Regions from separate parts of the Homo sapiens genome. Here region 2 is linked to region 1. The links are chromatin loops, found by intact Hi-C in ENCODE. Cell type or tissue: PC-3. All regions are shown on one strand. Links, peaks and the distances in the headings refer to the core of each region. The heading gives the core; the rest is flanking DNA.

Region 1 (4,501 bases), core at 392-4,391:
TGGGGAATGTAACTGAGTACCCGTCCTATGACCCCTTACCTCAGTCCCTAAGTTAGAGTCCCATCCTCTGGGCTATTGATTGCTCTTTGTTAATTTCTCCTTAAGCACTTCTCCCATTGCACTCTTGCAGAGCATGGTCCTAGCGTCTCCCCCAGTGACCGGGATCTCCCTGAGGGTAGGAGGCAGTACGTTGTTTTTCTTTGTGTCTGCAGCACCATTCCCAGTGCTTGGCTTTTGGTACATGGTGAATGAGCAAGTGTGAAAGGGGATCACATAGTAGGCAGAATAGCATGGGGAAGAGGGTGAACTACGGATTTGAATGAGAGCGTTATTGACAAAAATGAAATAATACAGGCTCTTCTATATCTTCCAATTGAAGGGACATTCCTATTGAACCTTTCTATGTATACACCCATAAACAAGGCTCTCACTTTGAGGTCCCATGCAGTTCCTGTCACTTTAAGCACCTTGGGAAATTCCAGTGAGTTGAAAGAATTCTGAACTTTATTTTTCCTCTTGTCCTGTATTCGTAAGACTGGTCTTCCTTTGCTCTCCCCTTCCTTCATTCTTTCTTCTCCTCCCCTTCCTTCATTCTTTGTTCTCCCCTTCCTTTTTTTCTCACCATTTTTTCCATCTAGGTCGAGGACTAGTTTGTTGCCCAGGGAATTACAAAAAAGTGGTGGCCAAGGACTAATCCTCTAGTAGTCTTATTCTTCAAGAAGTTGAAGAAAAAGTCGAGTGCCCTTTCAATTCCTACCCTTCTCTGATTTATCACTCTGAAAGTAATGATGTTCAGCTTTCTTGCTCTAGAGGAATGATTCAGGTAAAGCCCCACTGAGGGCAAAAGGTAATCTGTACCAGGTTTCAGAGTTACCAGTGTAATCAATCAAAATGTGTCATTAAGCCCCTGGCTGCGTGTTCTCCAAATGGAGTCAGTAACACCCAACCCTTAAGCTTATGGGTTAGGGGGACCTCCCCACCCCTCCCTTCTGTTTCACTTTGATGGGGTCCACCTTGGATAAACTCTCTGGTGCTAAAAAAGTACTGAGAAGTGACAGAAAGTTGCTTCACATCTACTCTATTTTTCAAGAAAAACATTACTATTTTCTCTGAATATGGAACCACCCCAGTGCTTCTGTGAAGTGGAGCTGGGTTATTCAGAGGCCCTTTCTGGTTTTATCTTGTCTTTCACACACTTGGCAGGACAGGTATTCTGATCTCCAGTGCATAACTGAGGACAGAGCACATGGAGGGCAAGAGACCTTGAATAACTATAGAGCTGCTTAACTCAGCACTGGGATAGGAATTCAGGACTCCCTACTCAAGGTCTGTGCCTCTAGCACTAGTCCACACCAAGGGCATTTCCTTAACGGTGGAGATTTTCTTCATGAGTACATTCATTCCCCTCAGACTTAAAAGTTGTCACAAATCCCAAAACTATACAAAGCATGAGCATGGCATTGGTGGCTGTGTGTGTGTGTGTGTGTGTGTGTGTGTGTGTGTGTGTGTATGTGCGCTGGGGGCAAGGGACCTCAACCCCACAGAGACTTAGCCTTACCTGTTGTAGGTAGCTGATGGGAACATTTGTTCCCTGCTGTCCTTGTTTCTATTGGGGACATGTTTCCATTGAGTAAATCCCCTGGCCGCCTGCATCCTCTCTCTCCTTCACTTCATTGGAGGAAGAGGAACTTCAGTCGGCCTGGGAGAAGCAATGGAAGATGTACGCCTCACCTATTCCTTTCTCTCTGGGAAGAGCCTGAGGAAAGTAAACATCCTCTGCCCCTCCAAGCCTTAACTTTTAAGTGGTAAATCTCCATGTTGCAAAGTTTCTGTTTGCCATCAGTGGTACAATATTAACAAGCCCAAGGACCTGAAATGATAGCCACCAACCAAGACTTTGTCAACTTAAAAGAATGGTGATATTTTCCCTCTATCTGCCTGATTCCTATTCCTCTTAATTGGCTCAGAAGTTGGGCAGGAAAGAGGGGTCCTATTTATTGGGTACCCTAAAACCCCAACATAAGGGAAGTCTTTTCTGGTTTCCTCTGGGAAACCTTAGGTTCAACAGTGGCCTGTTGTGGATAAAGATCTACTCTTGGGGGTGACCAAGGATTTGGGGGCAGGAATTTGGAATGAGAACCCAGGCAAGCTGAACTAAAATGCTAACTGGGCAAGGGTGTCCTGTCTCCAGTTTGATGACCAAGGGAAGGTCCTGACTCACTTGGGGCTTATGAAGGGTAACAAGGGGGACTTCTCAGTAAATCAACCACTCACTCTTCATGTGACAGTAAAAGCAGTCATGGAACAAACAAACTTCCTGCCAAGGCTCCTTCTTGTTACCGCAAACTTTCAAGTGTGAGTAACCATGTGAGCAAGGGGGAACCCAATAATTACTAGAATAATTCCTTTGTGTGTGCTGAAGTTCAGTTCATATCTGACCTCCCCAGCCAAAAGTAATCTCTCTTCTCCAGACTTCTACGTCCAGTATCTGGAACTTGCATTTGAGACTTACTATTCCTGACTGGCTTTATTATTTGCTTAGTCATTGTGGTGGTGGTTCTTGCTTTTTGTGCATTTTATCTCCAGTCCCAAAGATTTTAAGTTTATTAGGCATAAGGACCATGTCGTATATCTCCTTGTATTTTCCCTGACCATTCAAGGGCCTAGCATAACATTTACTTGCATTTGGAAGTGTGGAAATAAATGAAGACCAACCAAATAAGAATAAGCACAGGCTGTTTATTCAGAGCTACTATCGTTTGTGTTTTGGCAGAGACTCAAATGCGGGCAGAGGAGTGGGAAAACTTCATAGTAGAAAAAAGGGAGGCTCCAGGTATGTGCTGATTGGAGGCTGTTGGTGTGGGAAGCTGGAGGTGGTTCACTAGAAGCACAGATGCCTATGTGATTGCTTAGGGTGCATATTTGCCTTTCTCTGGTTTGTCCTAAGTTGGAAGCAGGGACAAAAATCAGGGAGGCTGTCCATTGTCAGTCAAGTTCTGGCCATTTGGAGCTGATTCTTACAGGGGTTATTGTTTGGCTTCCTAACTTGTTGATAGAGATAGTGGTTAGACTTCTAGAGGTCTGGCTGATGATAGCAGGCTGGCTTCCTGGGCCGATTGCTGTTGCTAATGGGTTGGTGTCCTGGGCTGGCTGCTGTAGATTGTAGGTTGGAGTTGTTTTTAATTATGGCTTGGCCGTTGTCCATTTGTATATTCAGTCTCTTGGTGAGTATCAATAAATCTTGCTTGATTAACTAATAGATTGTTCTGACTATGGGTTGAAGCATGCCCTTTGAATTAATATTATTTCTCTTTCTCCTCACTGCTTGATCAACTGTTTGACAGGTATTCTCCATTTGATTTTTATAACATGACCTTAGAAATAGCGCAAGGGAGAAGGAAACTTGCTCCATTTTTGCTCCTTTTCTTAATTACCTCTTTACAGACCCTATCTCCGAATAGAGTTACTGTCTGAGGCTCTAAGGGTTAGGGCTTCAACATTTGAAGTTTGGGAGGCAGTGGGGCATAATTCCCCATCATACTCTTTGAGGGCCTCATTTAACTGAATATGCTCAGATCTATCTCAACTCAAACACACTCTGAGCCTTTGGCCTGGATGCATCCAAAAGAAGTGAGTAGAATGCTCAGGTGGCCTGTGACTTGCCGTGATTCACTGACCAAACACGAAGGAAGTGGAGCAGATGGTCACGCCATTAGAAGGCAGTCTCTCCTCAGGGAAGTCAGTCTCGTGGATTCCAGTGGCCCTGAGAATCACGATGCTAGTCTTCAAAAGAATAAGAAAGACCGATAAAAGATTGCTTCTGCTCTAAGTTGAAAGTGGCTTATGGCAGCTTCTCTCACCCCATTGACCAAGCCCATTCGCTAAAGCCCGTAACAAAAGGATTTTCCCCCCTAACATTTAGAAATGGCAAAAAGCAAAGAGATGAATCATCAAATAGGCAGAACGCTCTTCCTACACCTCTTTTACCTGAGCAAAAACATGACTTCCTGAAAGAGTACAAAGAGAGAAAATTGGTAGGAGATGACTAACAGGGGTGACTGTGCTGATGCAAAGAATGTCAGGACAGCATGAACTTTAGAAACAGGCAAGGTTAGATGCTGAAACGGAGGCGGGTGAGCACACTCCCTCAGGAAATCAAACTCAGGGAGAACCGTGAATAAAAGGCTCCCCAGAAAAGACGTGAGTGTGTAACTTACTTGACATTTCCACCAACGTGCAGCAGTGGGTTGGGTATGATGGTTCTAAATACCCAGTGACACATATTTACAAAAGAACTGTGTGGTTTTATTTTAAATGACAATGTCTTCTTAATCACCCCTCCGTACTGCCTGTCTGCAGCACTGCGAGTCACCAGGGTTCTGTCTTGGAGGAGCACTGTTTGGTCATGAGTCGTGTGCTGGCAATGTCTGGGAAGTGAGGGAGGGTCAGCAGCTCATGACCGTAGGCTCCAGGGAGAGCAGGAAGCTCTGCAGGATGCATG
Region 2 (4,501 bases), core at 381-4,380, 190 kb after region 1:
TGTTGTTTTTCTGTGAGAATAAATTCCTCATTATGCAAATGAGGATCCGCCTTGATGGTTTGACTTCACCTGACTACACATTTCTCCCATTTGCCGTGGGCATGGTCCTACACAGATAGGCCGGCCACCTCTCTCTATATATCCATTCTCATTCCCACCTCTACATCTGTGCCAGGGGTGATCGGCTCAGAGTAGCCTTCCTTTTCTTTCCATCTAAATCCTCTCCCTCTTTTGTAGCACAGTTCTGGTTTCACCTCTCCTGGTCACCCCATCCTCCCTAGTAGCTTCAGTTACTGTCCCCTGAGCACCAGAGGACGACTGCTATGCCAAGCCTCACGTGGCTGCCACTGAGGGCCACAATAAAGAACTCACAGGCTTCCTGCTTTGCTTAGAATGTTTTGTATTTAGGGATATCTATTATACAGAGGCAGTTCGTGTTCTTCCCTCACCTACTATATCCATTAAGTACTCTGTGCCCAGATTTCAACTAAGTTTTCTTGCTATAAAATACTAACAAAAGAATTAAGTTATGCCCACATGGTGCTACCCTCCTTTAACCTCAGAAACCATGTGATATTTGACTTTGTATCTCCAGTCTTGAACAGAGACTCAGAAATATGGTAGACACTTAAACATTGATGAATGAACGAACCAATGCATGGTTTTGTGGTAAGAGATTTTCTTCCCCTCTACATGACCACATTTTCCATCTCGTGAAGCTCAATTAAGATGGTTGAAGATACAGACAGGTGGATGTTCAGGTTTCTTCACAGCGTTCCTGGGATCATACTCGAACCTACAGGACTCTCAGCAGAATCCTGGATACAGGCACACCCTTGCTATTTTCACAGAAGGTGGAGAACTGGACCCTATTTTCCTTTTCTTACCCTGCTTTCTTGCTTTTCCCGGGGCAGAGAGAGGTGTTGAGCATTCTATAGGTACATTTTTTGATATCAGGCCATTTACAGTCTATTGTCCAAAATAAGTGGCCCACATGCCTCTGACCCTCAAGGGACTTGTTCTGGTTGCCTTACCCGTACATTTTAGTGCTTGGTCATATTCCGTTTAGAATGTCATGCCTCATTCTGTGGTCTTTCGGCTGGTTTTGTTTATTGGCTGTTTGTTTTGTTTTGCTTTTTTCTTTTATTTTTAAGGGCATTCTTTCTGATTAGGCAGAAATTCTCAGAAGGCATGCATTGAACTTCCCACTGTCTTCATCAGAGCTGAACATAGGCCTAGGCAAACAGCAGGTGCTCAGTAAAAGGTTGAACCAATGGAATCAAACAAAACCCTATCTTTCTAATTCATCTTCCTCCAAGCTTCTGCGATGACTAAGTCCAGGATGTAGCAACATAATCCTGAGTGTGGATTTTTAAAAGGGGGAAAATGAGAAGAATGGCAAGGTAGACAAAGATAGCAGGCACAAGATGAAAATACCAAGACTGACACCCACCCCACCTGGCCCTCAGCTCCTGATGAAAAGAAACCAAAGCCCTCGGATTCACTTCAATTGCTCTCTGGACCTGAAATGACTCCCTCCCCCAGGCCTGTAGGAAAATTCAATTAAAGGGTCCATCTGCGAGGCAGCAGCTGAAGGGGAATGACAGTGGGGAGGCCCACATTTTCATAAAAAGCTCTTCTCCTCCTAGCCCGCCCCCTCCTCTATGCACCCTCCCCTGCTTGCTTATTAGGCCCAACCCTTACCTCTAAACTGCAATTCTCTCCAATTAGGCGGGCTCAGAGGAGCAGCTTTCATCTGCTCCTTTCAAATGCGCGCACGGGAAAGACTGGGTACATCCCACAGACACGAGGCTTGCTGGGAGAGAGCGAGAAAACCCGCAAAAATAGCCCACAGAGGCTGGGAGCTAGAAGCCCCCTAGCCCAGTTAAGCCCCCTGCCTCAGTGGGCTTAGTGGCCGTGCACTGCTGGGCATGAGTTCTGCAGGCCATCCAAACCGAAAGGCAAGACACTAGTATTAATACTACTAATAATAAAAAATCACGACCAGGCAAGCTTTCTGGGCTTCAGTGAGAAACAAAGAGAAAGGCAGAAGGGAAGGATTAAATGGGATGACCTCCAAAACAAGCCTTCACCCTCCTGAGCCTTCTCACCCACAGGGCTGCCTGCCTGCATTAGTGTTTGTTTTGGACAAAGGGAGCCGGGCCACGCTGCTGGCCGCAACGATGGTGGCTCTGGCCAAGGGGCAGGTAAGAAATCCACCATCCTGTGACTCACTGTCATCTGGCAGGGTTGACTGAGGCTATTTTAAACATGAAGGATGGCCCTTCCAGGGAGTGAGTGCCTCTTCCTTCTGTCCACATTCCCTTCAAACCCACCAGTGCTCATGACAGTCCTGTGGGGCAGGACTGAAGCACAATCTCCACAAAGTCCTCCCAACCCTGAGCCCCAGAATGTCCTGCGGTACCCTCTGAGGACTTCTTATCTACCTTGGCAACTTCTCAGGCCTCCTTCCCACTTCCTTCTGCCCCCTTTTGATGATCCGTGTTGAGAGAACATAGGTAAAAGGGCGGCTCATTGCCCTCCTTTGTACCTAAAGCTGGAGGAAGCAGAATCTGGCACATGAGAGTTGACTTAACATAGGCCCGTATGAGGCTGGGCGCTGGGACTGGTGTACATATTTGTCTGCTCGGGATTTTTGCCCTAACAAAGCACCACAGCCTGGGGGGGCTTCAGCAACAGAAATGTACTTTCTCATGGTTTTGGAGGCTGAAGCCCGAGATCCAGGTGTCCACAGGCTTGGTTTCTCCCGGGGCCTCTCTCCTTGGCTTGTAGGTGGCATCTTCTCCCTGTGTCCTCGCGTGGTCTTCCCTCTGTGTGTGGCTGTTCCTCCTCTCCTCTTCTTATAAGGACATCTGTCCTCTTGGGTTAGGGCTCCATCCTAATTACCTCGCGTTAACTTAATTACCTCTTTAAAGAACTTATCTCCAAATAAGGTCACATTCTGAGATACTGAGGCTTATGACTTCAACACATGAATTTTGGGAGGGTTGTGGGGGAGACACAATTCAGTCCATAACAGTATGCCTTGGTTGTTCTGCCTAAAAAATGACCTATTATTTACCACTTTAATCACAGGACTTCAGAAGTTTTAGGGCTTCGAGGAGACATCAACTTTTCCAAGGACTGGAGCCTTCTAAGGAAAGGTCTTCACTCGTTGGTATTAGTGTGCTCCCAATTTATTAAGTGTAAAATAGAATTGGGACACTGCTCATAGCTACTATATAAAATGAGATAGAGAGGATCCTATCACGTGAATTCTATTAATTTAATCAAGACATAGTCCAGAACATCTATTTCTGGCCCTGAAGTAGCTAATGTACCTCAAGGATACATACAAATGGAGTAAACTCACCTCCCTTTCTTGGTCAAAATCCATCCAGGTCCCACCAGCCTCTTGAGACCCCTCATCATCCTTCAAATGTGGCCTCGTTCCACCTTTTTTTTTCTCTGAGCCTTTGCACAGGTTGTTTCTCCTTCTTGAAATGTCCTTTGCCTTCTTAGAACTGCAGAGCATTACAGAAGGAAAGGGGAGACTAGATTAGTCATAAATATTCTCTGGCTTCCGTTCTGAGAAGTCGGCTGTCCTCTCAAATTAGACATTAGACTAGAAAGGCTTAAACTCTTTCATTCTTCCAAGACTGTCAATGTCATGGGATTCCAGGGAATGCCTAGCCCACATTTCTCTCTTTTAAATGAGGGGCTTATGCAGACAGGCCTTTGATGACCGTGAGCTCCAGCATCCTGGTCACCCTCTTTCAACAGCTTGGGCCACACTCTAAGCTTGACTCCTCTGGTGAGCTGGGGCAGTGGAATGGCTAGAGATGAATGAAACAGTGAAAAGTGATATGGTTGGTGTGATGTTAATGATGTTTGTTGTTGTGATAGTGTTAGAATAAATTATTTTTTATTTTGGCGTTGTAAGTGTTCAGTATACTTAGTAGTGCTATCAATTATATTGAACACAGATCATAAAAAGATACTCATCTGGTAAAATATTAACAGTATGGTTTGGCAACTGTAAGTATGTTGAGCTACAAAAAAACTACAAAATCTATTCTGTTGATTGCGTTCATGGGAAACCAGAGTCTGCTAGAATTGTGTGTGTGTGTTTTTATTTATGGCTCTTTTCTTCCTTTTCAAGCATATCACCTGCTAGTCTTCAAAAAAAATCTCACTCCCTGGAAGAACCCTAGCCTTGGAACAACCTTTTTCATCCTGCCTCCATATCCCATTTTAGTTACTTATTTTAGAAAATAATTTGTCCCCCTCTTTTCTGGGGATTAGCATGGATATAGGGATTATAAAGTCCCAAACTGCATCCCCAGTTCTGTCGTTTAACTGGGCAACTTCTGGCTTGTACTTACACTATTCTAATTATGTTTTATGAATTGGGCATAGCAAGGGCCTTGGTCTTCCCTCATTATTTGTGTACCACCCATCTCTCCAGATCATATAAACCTCCCCTCTGAGTATGCTAATA

What was found. Peaks named below come from ENCODE experiments on the same cell type or tissue, not always from the same donor. Only the 100,000 strongest peaks of a DNase experiment are listed, where the experiment ranks them.
Region 2: it touches region 1 in a loop (4-fold over the local background); 1 of 110 quality-filtered maps calls a loop at or near these places.

The regions. Positions count from the first base shown.
Region 1 is chr6:14,732,785-14,737,285 of GRCh38, reverse strand. No RefSeq gene overlaps it. Among named protein-coding and RNA genes, the nearest start is that of LINC01108, 450 kb to the right of the region's middle. RefSeq lists a silencer at 885-964 and enhancers at 4,277-4,396, 3,238-4,437. In PC-3, for the core only: no CTCF peak of the experiment used is centred there; DNase peaks (open chromatin) are centred at 2,305, 2,815, 3,665 and 4,255; H3K4me3 peaks cover 1,766 bases; H3K27ac peaks cover 4,000 bases.
Region 2 is chr6:14,538,166-14,542,666 of GRCh38, reverse strand. No RefSeq gene overlaps it. Among named protein-coding and RNA genes, the nearest start is that of LINC01108, 250 kb to the right of the region's middle. RefSeq lists an enhancer at 1,943-2,513. In PC-3, for the core only: no CTCF peak of the experiment used is centred there; a DNase peak (open chromatin) is centred at 2,186; H3K27ac peaks cover 1,893 bases.